Linked DNA regions of Homo sapiens: region 1 is linked to region 2. Evidence: chromatin loops called from intact Hi-C (ENCODE). Cell type or tissue: endothelial cell of umbilical vein. All regions are shown on one strand. Each heading gives the region's core, and the rest is flanking DNA. Links, peaks and the distances in the headings are about the cores only.

What was found. A loop is a pair of places that touch in the nucleus more often than their neighbours do. Peaks named below come from ENCODE experiments on the same cell type or tissue, not always from the same donor. Only the 100,000 strongest peaks of a DNase experiment are listed, where the experiment ranks them.
Region 1: it touches region 2 in a loop (8-fold over the local background); 1 of 110 quality-filtered maps calls a loop at or near these places.

What each region holds. Positions count from the first base shown.
Region 1 is chr4:32,216,343-32,222,044 of GRCh38, forward strand. No RefSeq gene overlaps it. Among named protein-coding and RNA genes, the nearest start is that of LINC02353, 130 kb to the right of the region's middle. In endothelial cell of umbilical vein, for the core only: no CTCF peak of the experiment used is centred there; no DNase peak of the experiment used is centred there.
Region 2 is chr4:32,139,627-32,145,328 of GRCh38, forward strand. All of the region lies in intron 1 of LINC02506 (long intergenic non-protein coding RNA 2506), which reads left to right. It overlaps LOC124900845 (a long non-coding RNA gene), which reads right to left and starts at 1,152. Exons shown (of 2, transcript XR_007058441.1): 1 at 1,069-1,152. In endothelial cell of umbilical vein, for the core only: no CTCF peak of the experiment used is centred there; DNase peaks (open chromatin) are centred at 1,275 and 2,615; H3K27ac peaks cover 1,484 bases.

The sequences.
Region 1 (5,702 bases), core at 1,125-5,124, 77 kb after region 2:
GTCTGCAGGCTCACACCAAGCCATTCACAGCCCCCTTCAGCCTCCGTCCTGTGCTCGTCAGGGTTCAATGTCCAGAGGGGGCTGAGGTGGCAGGGGCTGGCTTGTCAGCACTGCCTCGAATGCGTGCACACCAAGCCAGATTGTGACAGCACCTGGGCTCAGCCACAACTTTGCTCCAAAATCGGTGGGGTCGTCAGAAGCAGGGAGAGGCCAGGCAACGGGAGCAGGCACTTTTGAACCTGAGGGGGCAGAGGTGCTTCCTGGGTCCCCAAGAGTACAGAGATGCCCTGGTCCACTGCCACTGCTGGGCAGCTACAGCTGTGCCTAGGAGGGTGAGGCTCCCGCTCCTCCAACTTGGAAGGGGGTGGGGCTTCTGCCGGTTCCCAGTTCCCACCAGCTCTGTGTAGTGTGTGGCCCTTGCCATGCCTCCCCACTGCAGCTGGTGTCGTGGCAGTGGCCACTCCAGACGGGCCATCACTCCCATCATTACTATCTCAATCATAACGAAGTGTGAACTGGTTTAATATTCTTGCCAGGCTGGCCCGGTGGCTCATGCCTGTAATCCCAGCACTTTGGGAGGCCGAGGCGGGCGGATCACGAGGTCAGGAAATCGTAGCCATCCTGGCTAACATGGTGAAACCCCGTCTCTACTAAAAATACAAAAAGAAATTAGCCGGGCGTGGTGGTGGGTGCCTGTAGTCCCAGCTACTCGGGAGGCTGAGGCAGGAGAATGGCGTGAAACCGGTTGGTGGAGCTTGCAGTGAGCCGAGATGGTGCCACTGCACTCCAGCCTGGGCGACAGAGCGAGACTCCATCTCAAATAATAATAATAATAATATAAATAAAATATTCTTGCCAGTGTTACAAACAAATAGTGCATATCAAATGTATCAAATGCAAGTTGACTAAGCTATCTGTGAAAAATTTTAAGAGGCCTGAGCTATGTGTTTCTACACACTATGTAAACAGATAGCATGTTCTCAGATGGAACAGAAGAAATGATACAGAAAACCCAAAAATAAAAGAAGGGAGAAAAACCACTGAGCTTCTTTGATAACTTACCTTTACAGTAACTCCAAAAGATAATAGTTAAAAGAAAATGGAATGATAAACTTCACATATCAAGGTGTGTCCACATAGCTGCTGGGACCTTATAAAAAATAATACTCCATCCTATTGGTTTTGCAGCCAATTAACATGTAGAAATTTCACATAATCTCTCTGTACCTTAGTGTCCTCACTAGTAAAATGGGGATCATAATAATATTACTCATAGGACTGCTGTGAGGGTTAAATGAGTTAATGTGAAAATCTCTTAGGAAAGCACAGGGTATATAGGAAGTACTTTTCAAATTTTAGCAATTACTAATTTCATGCTTCCTAACAGGATATTCATTCATCATAGATTAAAGGTACTATCATACTAATGATGAAAATCACTATGTCTGAAAACTGTATTCATTACAATGTGACATATATAATTGATGGCCAATAATGATTCGGAAAAACCTATAAATTCTGTGTAAGTGTTTTAGATGCAAATTCTGATACTGAATATATATATATATATATATATATATATATATATATATATATGCATATATATATATATATGCATATATATATATATATATCACAAGCATATTAGTCTTTAGGGATAAAAGATAGCAATTATTGAATAGTAGAAATAAAAGTTATTGATTTTTATGAATGTAGTAGTTACTCTTTGTTAATGGCCAGTGAATATATAAATGCACTGAATTTTTAAAATTACTATTCTGTTAAGAAAATTTAATCTCATGTCTAATTCAATATTTTGACCACTGTTGATGAACATCTTTGTCATGTATTTTTACACAAAGTCTTTTCTGTGTTAATTCCTACTCTAATTCATGGAAATGTTTTCAAGGTTATATCGAGAGTCAAATGAAAATGATTTCCCATAGCATAGATCAACAACATAATTGGGGAGAAAAAATAATTAAAATAATTATAATTAAGATGTTGGTTATAAAGGATACAGTCCTTATTTTGTCAATAAGTGATTTAGAAAACCAGAGGTTTCTTTTTTTTTTTTTTAAATCTCAGTTCACTGCAACCTCTACCTCCTGGGTTCAAGTGATTTTTCTGCCTCAGCCACTCAAGTAGCTGGGATGACAGGTGTGTGCCACCGCTCCCAGCTAATTTTTGTATTTTTAGTAGAGATGGTGTTTTGCCATGTTGGCCAGGTTGGTCTCAAACTCCTGACCTCAAGTCATCCACCCCCCTCAGCCTCCCAAAGTGCTGGCGTTGTAGGCGTGAATCACTGTGCCTGGCTGAAATCCAGAGGTTTCATAGGCTACTTCTGCATGAAATTTCAAAGAGAAGCTGGAATTTGTGCTCATCCTGGAAAGGTATATACAATACATATACTTCAGATCTGAGAGTGATACAGTGATTCACTGTTACTAGCTATTTCAGTTATCCACATAGCAAATAGCTCCCAAATTGTGTAACTCAACAACAAATATTCACTTTTTTTGTGATTCTTTAATTGTATCAGGGACTTGGGGGGCCATTTATCTTTGTTTCACATTGTGTTGGCTAGGATAGCACATGCAGCAGGATCCAGCTGGAAGTTTTAGCTTGGGTGTCAGAAAATACTGAGACCTGAATGGTTCTCTACCTCAAGGAGGGTAGCCAGGCTTCTTACATATTGGCTCGGGGATCCAAGAGAGTGAAAGCAGAAGCAGTCAGGCCTCTTTAGAGCTGGTCTCAAAAATGACTCAGCGTCACTTTAACGACATTTTCTTCCTGGTCAAAACAAGTCATAAGGCAGCTGGAAATGAAGAGGAGGAAAAATATATGGCCTCTCAATGAAAGGAGCAATAGGTACACCTAGAACTGCAGGGATTAAGGATGACTATCTTTTTAATCTGAAAACCACCATATTAGTACTGGAATACTGTACGTTTCCTTTTGATTTTCATAAACTCTGAATATTACAATATTTCTTTTATTAAACTTGTCTAGAATTACCCAGTCTAACTGCTTCCTGCTAAGATAACAAGTGATACAACAATTGGTACCCAGGAGTGACCCTAGGAAACAGACCTTCGAAATGGAATTCTGGGATTGGATCGCTCATATGTTTGAGGAATGTGTATATAGCTTCCTTGCCAGAAAATACTGATAATCTATGGCATGCATCTTACAATTATGTGGCCTACTCTTGGAGGACATGGGCCAAAAAATTGTGAAAGATTCCCAATTTCTATCACTCAGGCTGCAGAAGCATCTATGTGAGTGTGTTCCAGGGTATAAAGTCCAGGAGGATAAACTGTAATGTTGTATTGGGTAAAATCTATTGACATGGCTTCATAATCCTCAAATTCAAGATGAATGTACTATCTTGTGAACCTGGGTGTGGCATCAGTGATCTGTTCAATTAACTAACTAAAGCCTGGTAAATGTAATAGCCTATAGTCTACGAGTCAAAAATGCCAGAAATGTGTCATGTAAAATCTGTTAAGGCATTGCCTTTTCATACCAACTGAAGGAGTCAGATGATAACAACTGGAAGATATTATACTAAGAAATGCTTTGATGAGAGGGTTTGTAAACATCCTTGAAATGCTCAATGGTAGCTGTCTTCTGTGAGCCAGAGATTACTGTGGGATGCTATAATAAAGTTGAATTTTCTGATCTCACTGGGCATGAGGATAATAAAGTAGTAGAGGTGGGTGACAGGACTTAACTACCAGAGATAAGGTAGAAGGAATTATTACAATAAGCCATACACAAAAAATGGTGGTCAGAATTTGTGCACACAAGTATCTGTGGTGTTGGGTAATTTATCACAATATTGCTAGAAACAAAATAGAACATCAGCTACTAATATGCTGCTTGACATATAACAGCAAAACTATATCCACATTAAGCAGGTAGACACCTAACTCAACTCACTGTTGTGAGGATAAATGGCCTCATACTAAGTTTCTAGGCATTAACCACTTCATAGCTTTGGATTGACCTAACCTTGGGCATACCGGGTCTTTCTGAGAACAGATCTTACAACATGGCAGCTGATGTACATTGTGAATCTTCCCTCAAGCTTTCCCAAAAGTGGCCTGCTGCTGTTTACCACGATGAAAGTAGTATCCATACCAGCACTGGTTTGTATTATTTTGGTTCTTTGCCCAAAGTAATTTTCAGAAATATATACTTCATCTCTCCTGGGTTGCTGTGGGCTATGTCTCTCTCCAATAGCTCCTTTGCTTTTGCCTTTCCCATGTTTGGTAACAGCTTCTCTTTTGCTAACCCTGCTATACTGAACTATTCCCTGTTGGTTTTCTTAAATCTTGCCCACATTAAAAAAATTATTTTACTAAAATCTCCTTAAACTAATTACTCTGATTATGAAATCAGCTTCCATAAGGAATCTTGACTAAATGAACTTATCATAATAAACTTATAATTATCAGCAAGTGTTAGGTACACAAATAAGAGAGAAGGCATTCTTACTGAACAAGAATGTGACAGTAAATTGGGTTAACCCTTATTTATTTATTTTTTTTTTTGAGATGGAGTCTTGCTGTGTTGCCCAGGCTGTGTTGCAGTGGCATGATATTGGCTCACTGAAACCTCCACCTCTTGGGTTCAAGTGATTCTCCTGCCTCAGCCTCCCGAGCAGCTGGGACTAACTACAGGTGCCCACCACCACACCTGTCTAATTTTTGTATTTTTAGTAGAGACAGGGTTTCGCCATGTAGGCCAGGCTGGTCTCTAATGCCTGACCTCATGATCCACCCACCTTGGCCTCCCAAAGTGCTGGGATTACAGGCGTGAGCCACTGCACCCGGCCTCCTTATTTGTATTATAATTTTTAATATATATAGATGTCTTTGGGATTGTTGAAAATTCATTATATCTCTTGACCTAGGTGTTGCTTTGAATATTTACCTATTATTGAGTATTTTTTTTGACAGCCAAGATTCAATTTATTTAATTTTTTTCAAATTTGGGGATAGGTATTACAGAAATTTGTTTTCTTCACCACATATAATTAGCTTCTGGCACAAAGAATGTTCACCTGGAGCTTCCTGGTATTTTGCTGATTTGGTTTCTTCTCATCTGAATGCTCCTTTCTATGCCTCTGGTTTTCATGTAGCAGTTTTCACCAAAGCTAAGATGGAGGCTTCATTGAAAGACAGATCTGTGTCCATCTTGCATCAAAACTACTATAGAACATTGATTTGTTCTGCTTTATAACTATTTGGGGTAAAAATAGTGATATGTCAAAATATACTGTGAAGAAATGTACCTTGTACATTGATATATTAATAGTTGTCATATACATTTTTCATAATTACTATCATGGAGAGCATGATTCCAGTTTTCTATGTATGTGTTCTGCAAGCCAAACATTTAACCAGGTTAAGCCATTCACAGTGAACCAGGTAGTAATTTAGAATGTGTTCTCAAAATATTACAAAATTTAGACATAAAAATATTCCACAATTTAGAATGTGTTATCAAAATATTACAAATTGTAGATATAAAAATATGACACCAGCCTTTTAGTGCTGGATGTAATCAAATTTTTAGCTTTGTTGTTTTTGCTATGGTAGGTACTAGAGATACAAAGATAATTATAGCATAGTCTCTATCTTTGTGAATTAAGAAGAAATAGGCTCAAAGTTTTCTTTTTCACAAAGTTGTAT
Region 2 (5,702 bases), core at 1,076-5,075:
TCACCATATTGGCCAGGCTGGTCTCGAACTACTGACCTTGGGTGATCCACCGGCTTTGGCCTCCCAAAGTGCTGGGATTACAGGCAGGCCTTCTAAAGGTAGACCACTGCCCAGAATTTTTGAGTTGTGAGAGCCACTCCAAAGATTTCTTTTAGAAAAACAGTCACCACTGCAGCACATTTCAGTGACACAGAGTGCGCTGCAAAACTTGCTTACCTGTTTGACATATTCACCCTATTCAAGGAACTCAATCTGTCACTTCAGGAGAGAATGACAACTGTGTTCAAGTTGGCAGATAATGTGGCTCCATTCAAAGCCAAACTGGAATTATCAGGGTGATGAGTGAATATTGGGATTTTTGACATGTATCAAACATTAGCAGAGATTTTCAAAGAGACTGAGCCAGGGCCTTCTTTCTCCCAACTGGTTCATAGTCACCTATCAACTTTGCCAAAAGACCTAACCACAAAAGACCCCCAAACTGGGAAAGAATGGATCTGTGACTTACATGTGAATAAGCCAGGTGAATCAACTTTGGCCATGCTAGAAGAGGACCAACTGCTTGATATCGCAAATGACAGTGGCCTTAAAAATATGTTTGATACAACTTCAGATCTCCATATATTCTGGATTAAAATCAAGGTAGAATATCCTGAGATTGCCACAAAAGCACTGAGGACCCTGCTTCCATTTCCAGCACTCTGTCTTTGTGAAGCAGGATTTTCTGCAGTGACCACAATCGAAGTGAGATACAGAGTAGACTGAACATAAGCAACACATTTTGGGTATAATTGTCTCCCATCACCCCCAGATTGGACTATTTGCAGGAAAACAAGCTCAGGGCTCCCACTGATTCTACATCATGCTGAGTTGAGTAATTATTTCATTATATATTACAATGTAATAATAATAGAAATAAAGTGCACAAAATATAATGCAGCTCAATCATCCCGAAACCATCCCCTTCACCCCATCCATGGAAAAATTGTCTTCCACAAAGCTGGTCCCTGGTGCCAAAAAGGTTGGGGATTGCTGAGTTAGAGCACAGATGTGTTGCCTCAGTCCTACCTTAGTAGTGCAAATTCTTCAGAGTCTGAGCTTCATTCTGTACTTGGTCCCGCCCTTAAGCTGTTCAAGCTACTGGTAATTCTCTCAGCCCTTGTCCAAGTAAGCCCCCCAGGCAATGACTCACAGATAAGTTTCGTGTTGGCCACAAAACATTTGTAATTTCTAGACTTTAACTACACCACATAGTCACTGCAGGAGGCTTGTGAGCAATATCTGAGGCTCCTTCTGTAACTAATCACTTCCTGCTTATTTTGGAGAAGCTGTGCATGACAATGGACTCTGCTAAAAGGGCAATTAGTAAATGCCTTTTAATAATTTCACCTTCAATCTCCTGTATAATCTCCCAGTCCTGTGTGTGTATGTGTGTGTGTGTTTTGATAGGGAACCAGAGCTCTCATGTTTGACTACTTTATTCTTTCACTTTTCCTTTCTGTGTTCCAGTCTCTTAGACAGAAATAGTTTTGTTTTTTTTTTTAATTTTCTTTCTAATTGGGTGAGAGTATTCCTTATATTATTTCTGTCGACTTCATGAAGTAGTTTTTGCCCTTGACTTACTGTAGCTATGCTATTGAATGGCTTTAGATGGATCTGGTTTGCTGTAAGAATGGAAAACTATCACCTTAATTCTTCATAATATTGTCTCCATGATACATGCTTACATATATGTACAGATAATATGTATGATATTAATTTTTGTTACCAACATTTATCGGAAAATTTTCCTAAAACAAGTAGGTGGATGCTTTTTAAAAATCAACCTTAAGATTGCCATCTTCAGTCTTTTTTTCAGCCTTCGCCAGAGATTGCTGGGTCCATCCGCAGACCCTGGCCGGGCTACGGATGAAAGGAGTACTCAGACACAGGTATCCAGTGAAAGAGCAGTTAAGGGACTGCCCGGCAGTAGGTGGCCGAAGAGTGAGCAGTCTCAATAAGCTGGAGCTCTTTGCTTTTATTCAGTACAGACCTAATGCCAAAAGCCTGGAACCAACACAATCTGTGGGTAATTAACATTGTTGTTCCCCCTTGTGGGAGCAGTCTCGAATGGGATGATCAAAAGTTGGTTTCTGGACAACATAAGTAAACAAGCCTATTTAGATAAACTCTCTTATATTTCCTTGTACCTACTCCTCACCCTCTGCTTCAGGGTAAGAGAACAGCTGCCTTCAGCTTATTCTCCTCCAAAGTTTTGCAGAGCCTTCTGACATTTCAAAAGGTCTGCTTCTTTCCCTACAGCTTCTTCCATCACGCTGACCAATCCCCCATAAGAGATAATGCAAAACTTCACTTGCTAGCCTGAACATAATTTTGTGCTCTATGGCTATCAAAATATTTAAATGATGGACAAATTCTTGTATGAGTAAATTATCCTTATGTCTAGTAAGGATGACTATTCAGTCTAGAGAATTCTAATTATGGACTCTTGACAATAAGACTTTGAATATTTTCTGTTTCACATATCAGAGTACTCATATGAATCTTCTTGTTACTTCAGTAAATTTTGTATTCAAGGAGTAATTAGGCTTATTTTTGTAAGGAAGTAAATTCCACCTCAGGAGAACTGTTTAGTGACTTCACTTCCTCTTCTTCAAACTCTCAGAGAAAAATGGAAATGCTTCATGCAAGAGATAAGATAAGTCTTCAAAACAACATTTGGTACATTAAAAATTTATTATAGGTGCCAGGATAAATTTGGTGCTACATAACTTTCCTGAACCAATAATGTTTTAAAGATATTTATGATGCATTATCTGAAATACATTTAAAAACTCATTCTGAAAACTACACAATTCAACTTGTTTTTAATGTAAGCATTATAGGATTTTTTTTTTTATTATTGTACTTTAAGTTGTGGGTTACATGTGCAGAATGTGCAGGTTCGTTACATAGGTATATGTCCCATGGTGGATTCATGAACCCATCAACCTGTCATCTACATTAGGTATTTCTCCTAATGCTATCCCTCCCCCAGCCCAACACTCCCTGACAGGCCCTGGTGTGTGATGTTCCCCTCCCTGTATCCATGTGTTCTCATTGTTCAACTTCCACTATAAGTAAGAACATGTGTTGTTTGGTTTTCTGTTCTTGTGTTAGTTTGCTGAGAATGATGGTTTCCAGCCTCATCCAGGTCCCTGCAAAGGACATGAACTCATCCATTTTTATGGCTGCATAGTATTCCATGGTGTATATGGGTTGCTTCCAAAGCTTTGTTGTTGTGAACAGTGCCATAATAAACATAAGTGCATGGGATTTATAATCCTTTGGGTATATACCCAGTAATGGGATTATTGAGTCAAATGGTATTTCTCATTCTAGGTCATTGAGGAATCCCCACACTTTCTTCCACAATGGTTGAACTAATTTACACTCCCACCAACAGTGTAAAAGCGTTCCTATTTCTCCACATCCTCTCCAGCATCTGTTGTTTCCTGACATTATAATGATCACTATTCTAACTGGCATGAGATGGTATGTCATTGTGGATTTGATTTGCGTTTCTCTAATGCCCAGTGATGTTGAGCTTTTTTTTCATGTTTGTTGGATGCATAAACGTCTTCTTTTGAGAAGTGTCTGTTCATATCCATCGCCCACATTTTGAAGGTGCTGTTTCTTTTTTTTCTTGTAAATTTGTTTAAGTTCTTTGTAGATTCTGGATATTAGCCCTTTTTCAGATGAATAGATTGCAAAAATTTTCTCCCGTTCTGTAGGTTGCCTGTTCATGCTGATGATAGTTTCTTTGCTGTGCAGAAGCTCTTTAGTTTAATGAGATCCCATTTGTCAATTTTGGCTTTTGTTGCCATTGCTTTTGGTGTTTTAGTCATTAAGTCTTTTTCCATGCCTGTGTCCTGAATTGTACTGACTAGGTTTTCTTCTAGGGTTTTTCTGGTTTTAGGTCTTATGTTTAAGTCTTTAATCCATCTTGAGTTAATTTTTATATAAGATGTAAGGAAGAGATCCAATTTCAGCTTTCTGCGTATGGCTAGCCAGTTTTTCCAACACCATTTATTAAACAGGGAATCCTTTCCTCATTGCTTGTTTTTTCAGGTTTGTCAAAGATCAGATGGTTGTAGATGTGTGGCGTTATTTCTGAGGCGTCTGTTCTGTTCCATTGGTCTATATATCTGTTTTGGTACCAGTACCATGCTGATTTGGTTACTGTTATTTACCTAGTAGTCATTAAGGACCAGGTTGTTCAGTTTCCATGTAGTTGTGCAGTTTTTTGTGAGTTTCTTAATCCTGAGTCCTAATTTGAAACTGGACCCCTTCCTTACAGCTTGTATAAAAATTAGCTCAAATGTATTAAAGGCTTAAATGTAAAACACAAAACCGTAAAAACCCTAGAAAGAAATCTAGGCAATACCATTCAAGACATAGGCATGGGCAGAGATTTTATGACTAAATCACCAAAGCAATTGTAACAAAAGCAAAAATTGACAAATGAGATCTAATTAAGAGCTTCTGCACAGCAAAAGAAACTATCGTCAGGACAAATAAACAACCTACAGAATGGGAGAAAATTTTTGCAAGCTATCCATCTGACAAAGGTCTAATATTCAGAACCTACAAGGAACTCATACAAATTTACATAAAAAATCCCTATCAAAAAGTGGGCAAAGAACATGAACAGACACTTCTCAAAAGAAGGCATTCATAAGGCCAACAAACCTATGAAGAAAAGCTCAACATCACTGATCATTAGAGAAATGCAAATTAAAATCACAATGAGATATCATCTCACAGCAGTCAGAATGGCAATTATTAAGAAGTCGAGAAACAATAGATGCTGGCGAGGCTGTGTAGAAATAGGAATGCTTTTACATTGTTGGTGGGAATCTAAATTAATTGAACCACTGTGGAAGACAGTGCGGCAATTCCTCAAGGATCTAGAACCAGAAATACCATTAGACCCAGATATCCCATTACTGGGTATATACCTAAAGGAATATAAATCATTCTATTATAAAGATACATGCACCTGTATGTTTATTGCAGCACTATTCATGACAGCAAAGACATGGAATCAATACAAATGCCCATCAATGATAGACTGGATAAAGACAATGTGGTACATATACACCATGAACACTATGTAGCTATAGAAAGGACAAAGGTCATGTCCTTTTCAGGGGCATGGATGAAGTTGGAAACCATTATCCTCAGCAAACTAACACAGGAACAGAAAACCAAACACCACATGTTCTCACTCATATGCGGGAGTTGAACAGTGAGAACACATAGACACAGGGTGGGGAACAACACACACCAGGGCCTCTCGGGGGGCAGGGGGATAAATAGATAATGCATTTGGTACTTAATACATAGGTGATGGGTTGATAGGTGCAGCAAACAAAACAGGTTTGTTACCTATGTAACAAACCTGCACATCCTGCACATGTATCCCGGAACTTAAATAAAATTTTAAAAAAAAGACTCCTAGTAGATGCCTAGACCTTACATATACTATGTTTTTCCTATACATACATATCTATGGTAAAGTTTAATTTATAAATTAGGCACAGTAAGAGATTAACAACAGTAGTTAATAATAAAACAGAACAATTATAACAAAATATTATAAAAAAATTTACATGGACATTGTCTTTCCTTCTCTCTCTCCCTTTAAAAATACCCCATTG